Regions from separate parts of the Homo sapiens genome. Here region 1 is linked to region 2. Evidence: read pairs that join two places in POLR2A ChIA-PET (ENCODE). Cell type or tissue: PC-9. All regions are shown on one strand.

The links. ChIA-PET counts read pairs that join two places held together with the same protein. Peaks named below come from ENCODE experiments on the same cell type or tissue, not always from the same donor. Only the 100,000 strongest peaks of a DNase experiment are listed, where the experiment ranks them.
Region 1: POLR2A ChIA-PET joins it to region 2 with 12 read pairs; 2 of 35 experiments call an interaction of 5 or more read pairs at or near these places.

The regions. Positions count from the first base shown.
Region 1 is chr11:110,075,841-110,078,340 of GRCh38, reverse strand. No RefSeq gene overlaps it. Among named protein-coding and RNA genes, the nearest start is that of ZC3H12C, 16 kb to the left of the region's middle. RefSeq lists enhancers at 96-145, 446-615, 1,704-1,998. In PC-9, no CTCF peak of the experiment used is centred here; DNase peaks (open chromatin) are centred at 233 and 1,560; H3K4me3 peaks cover 375 bases; H3K27ac peaks cover 2,500 bases.
Region 2 is chr11:110,319,659-110,322,158 of GRCh38, reverse strand. No RefSeq gene overlaps it. Among named protein-coding and RNA genes, the nearest start is that of RDX, 24 kb to the right of the region's middle. In PC-9, no CTCF peak of the experiment used is centred here; no DNase peak of the experiment used is centred here.

The sequences.
Region 1 (2,500 bases), 240 kb after region 2:
AAAAATTTCTAATATCTATGGCCACTGTTTATTCTCTTCCAACTCCTAGTGTAATTAATTTAGAAGTTAGGAAATTTATAAGCCAGATGGGAATTAGACTATGCTCAAAAGCCCAGGAGACTTTTGTCTGTATGTTTTTGGTTGTTCCATAGTGAGACCATATTTTCCCCAGTGATGTTAATGAAGGGATGAGTGGCCTTTCGTTGGTGCTTACTCAGTCTTTGTCTTTCCTGTGAGTCATTATTGTTTTCTAGCTAGATACTGTGGCCAGCCCCGCTTTCAATATGTCATTTTCATTCATTTGGAAACTAAAGAGCTGTGCTTTGCACCACGTCCTTGATGTCAGCAAAGCCAGCTCTGTCGGACTAAAATGCAGAGACATGTTTGCAGCTAGTGCAAAGAGTTGCAGGCTGCCTATCTCAGGGAAACAGCTGCGTGGAGCATGTGAAAAGCGCTATTTAGAAGGGTTTGAGGGCTTGTATGCCTAGAGCAACTAGCACCTCAAGCCTGGCCTTGGTAAGAAAGCTGGCCTTCATCTTTGTGACTGGGAGTTACAGAATGTACCATGTAGGGGAGATATGAACTCCCTGTAAAATAGTGACATGACATATATCCCTAAGTGTCCCATGGGATGGTCATCTTATAAGGGATAAATGAGTTAATACATGTAAAACAGAAAGATTCTTGGTTATTAAAATGATCTAAGCTTTTCACATATGTTATCTCATGCAATCTTTATAACCACTCTATTCAGATAAGGAAACTAGGTCTAGAGATGTGACGTAAATTTCCCAAGGTCACACAGCTAGTCAGTGGCTGAGTTAAAATTCAAACTGAGTTCTTCCAGACAATCAGAGCCCTTAACCTTTACCAATGAACTCAAATTCAACACCTGGAATTATATTCTGTTAGTGATACCAGGGGCAAAGTACTGTAGTTGACATGGAAAGAAAAAAAAGTATGAATTAAAGAGAACTGTCCTGAGCATGCCCTAGTGTGATGCTCAGATAAAGGAAGGAGCCCCTGCTATACAGTTTGGAAGTTCCAGAAAGGAGACAGCTGAGCTATGTCCAGAAGCCATTTGAAAGTCTGATGAGGGATTCTGTTGACTTTTGCATTCTTCAGTGTATTTATACCCTTCCCCAAATTACTTCACTATATAAATAAACCTACAGGTGTGGGAAAATTGAGTGTGTGATAATTAAGATTGGAGACAAAGAATTAAAAAAGTCAAGATATGAAAACCCTTCAGTTTGTGATAATGATCATGGCACCTCAGTAGATGTCTAATAAATTGATGAAAACTTAGAGATTATCTCAGAATGTTTTGTATGTAAAGCACGGATTACATCAAACAGAATTAAAGCCTTTTAGATCATAATAAAAATAATTTATGGATGAATAATTTTAACGGGTGATTTGAAAAAACCTGGATCCTTCTAAGAAGAGACATGTGGTTGCATAAGACAGGAAGATTTACTGCAGTCAATTCTCAGAGGCCTCAGAGCTCTAGTTAGCATGGCCCCAGGCATTTTATGGTTTTTACAATCTATTTGCTTTTAACTATATCAGCTTCTAAGGGCTGGATATCCTTCCGGGAGTAATGCTGTAAGGAAGTTAGCGTTGTCCAAGACCCTAAGGCACTGCTGTTCAGAATCTGTCCTTAATAGTAACAGAAGTGTGTGATATAGTTTGAATATGCGTCCCCACCAAATCTCCTGTTAAAATGTAATCCCTAGCGTTGGAGGTGGGGCCTGGAGGGAGGTGTTTGAGTCATGTGGGTGGATCCCTGATGACTTGGTGCTGTCCTCTCAGTAGTGCATGAGTTCTTGAGCGATCTGGTCCTTTAAAAGTGTTTTGCACCTCCCCCCACTTTCTCTCTTGCTCCTGTCTTTGCCTTTGACATGCCTCCTCCCGCTGCACCTTTATCTTGAGTAAAAGTTCCCTTAGGCCTCCCCAGAAGCTGAGCAGATGCATCCTTCCTCTACATCCTGCAGAAGCCTGAGCCAATTAAACCTGTTTTCTTTATAAATCACCTAGTCTGAGGTGATTTCTTTATAGCAATGCAAGAACAAGTTAGCACAGGATGTCTCTGGACAAGGGGCGCCTCTGGGCAACAGGTTGATCACTTAGTGGGTAAGTGGGTAAAGGGTACACTTCGAAAAGTCTATGGTCTCCTAATTCCAGCAGGATTTCCTTTCTTGGACTCCAAAAATTGGTTAGTTGCTTCTCTGAAGTTTTCTCACAGCATTTTGCATGGTATCCCACTGTGACTCCCAGCAGGACTTTATGGTATAAGCTGGTAATGAAACCACCTTTGTAAAAATCATAACTGAGGAAATTATGACAGTGTAAGAGATCAGACTTAACCGACTCCATCTTGCTTCTGACCTCTAAGCTGTCCTTGTTCATTCCTGGGCGTAGGCCAAACTAGCCTTGGAAAGGAATTTATAGTTTAAACTCTGAAACAAAATTGATAATAGCCCTTTCCCGAAAAACC
Region 2 (2,500 bases):
TGGCAAAAGGTTGAATGTTTTCACCCTAAAATCCATGTTAGATAGAATCTAGATACATAGTGAGCTAGGAGAGTTGGACAAGAAAATCAAGAAACAAGAAGAGTTAGTCATAAAAAGAAATGACTTTGGTGGATACTTTCCTGAAAAGGTGAACACTGGCACAAATACAAAAGGCTGCAGACCCCTTAGATGGTTCCTGAACCCTGCAACAGAAACAATGTTGTTTAACGTTTCAATGAACTGTTTCATAGTCCATCTTGTTCACTGTTTTAACTCAACTATTATTGTAGGGAACACTGGAGTTACCCGTAACTAATCTCTAAATTTTAGTTTCAATCCTACTGCTAACACCACTACACCAACCATTACTTTTTAAAATCTAACTGTCCAAGAGACCTGTACAGTGGTAATGATGGTGGCTGACATTTACAGAGTACTTACAATGTACCAGGCCCTGTTTTATGTTCTTTACACGTATTAATTAAATTGCTACAGTGGCCGTAAAAGTAGTCACTATTATTTCCCTCCATATTCCAGATGGGAAAACTAAGGCAAGGACTCAATAAGTAATTTGCCAATAGTCAATCAGCTAATAAGCAGCAAAGCTAGGATTCAAATCCAATGATCTGCCCCCAGAGCCTATGTACTTGACCTTTATGTAATCCTGCCCCTCGGAGCTCAGCTGTTTAATGTGAAAACTATAGCCAGGGCCCCATAATTATTTGGTCAGGGGTTTTACACCTTTGTAGAAAAGAAGCTTGGGATGGGGAAATCTAAGAATTGTGGTAAAAACATCCCTCCTGTTTCCTTGGTGGCAAGCAGGGCTGTATATATGTGTGTTTGTTTTTGTGTTTTTAAATTGTGTAATGAAAGTGGTCAGCTCCAGTGAGCCCACTCCCATGAAGGGGGATATCTCTGAGTGATGAGTTGTCTCAGAGAATCTGATACTCAAGAGGATCCATTAGGGCCAGGCGTGGTGACTCATGCCTGTAATCCCAACACTTTGGGAGGCCAAGGCAGGAGGATTGCTTGAGGCCAGGAATTTGAGGCTGGCCTGGGCAACATGGCGATACCCTGTCTGTATAAAACACGAAAAAATCAGCCGGGCACAGTGGCTCATGCCTGTAATCCCAGCAATTTGGGAGGCCGAGGCGGGCAGATCACCTGGGGTCAGGAATTCGAGACCAGCCTGGCCAACATGGCGAAACCCTGTCTCTACTAAAAATACAAGAGTTAGCCAGGTGTGGTGGCAGGCGCCTGTAATCCCAGCTACTCGGGAGGCTGAGGCAGGAGAATCGCTTGAACCCCAGGGGGCGGAGGTTGCAGTGAGCAGAGATCGCACCATTGCACTCCAGCCTGACAGAGTAAGACTGGAGTCTCCTGACAAAGTGAGACTCCATCTCCAAAAAAAAAAAAAAAAAAAAAAAAATTCCACAAAAAGATTATCTGGGAATGGTGGTGCAAGCCTGTAGTCCCAGCTACTCAGGAGGCTGAGGTGGGAAGATCAGCTCAGGAGGCGGAGGCTGCAGTAAGCCATGATAATACCATTGCACTGCAGCCTGGGTGATAGAATGAGATCCTACGTCAAAAAAAGAAAAGAAAAGGAAAAAAAAAAAAAGGAGTATCCATCAGACTAATTAACCAAGTTAGTAAACACAGGATTAAAGCAAGAGCTGTATTTCCAGGGATCAAGGCCACAAAGACTAACTGGACTGCCAGTGCTGAATATGAAGGCCTTGGGATTGAGGGCAGATTCCTTGCAGAGCAGAGAGGGAATTTTTCTTTTTTTTTAACTTAGAAAGAAGAAGAAAGCTGGGCCCAGGGAGTCAGGAGTCTATTTGAAGGAAAATCAGTTGAGTCCCGACCTGGGGATGACAGATAATCTAAAGGCTAATCCCAGAAAATAGACACAGAACCGAGTTCCAAAAAGACCCAGCATTTTTCCTGAGATTCCACCAGGGATGATTTGTTTAAAGTAACATTGGACCAGAAATCCAAGGAGCTCAGTCTAGCCTCCATCCTGTCAGCCCAGACAGTGTGGAGGCCAGAAATAATTGAAGCTGTGCACTTTACAAACTACCAATCCAACCAGGCTATCACTAGACCTCAGGGAGATTAGGATAAAAGAAAAAAAAAATCTGAGTTTTGTAAACCTATCCATTTCTGTGCTCTGATATTTTCTCTCTTTTCCTTGAGTTTATTTATTTTGGGGTTTGTTTTTCTCTTTTAATTCCAACCAAGTCCCAGATGAACCAAAAGGAAAACTGATTTCCTACACCTACATCGGGATAAATAATGGAAATGCTCCAGAAGCAGATAAGGTAGGTGAGAGCCAGAGAATCTGAGGCTGGGAGAAGAGTGAGGAAGTAGGATGGGGCAGAGTTCTGAACAGTAGGGCACACTAATACCTTCCTTCCTAGAGATTCTTACCTTATCTTTATGCTTTTCCTGGAAGTTTGTGCTTGCACAGTGGCCTTGGGCATAAGGTGAAAGGGCATAA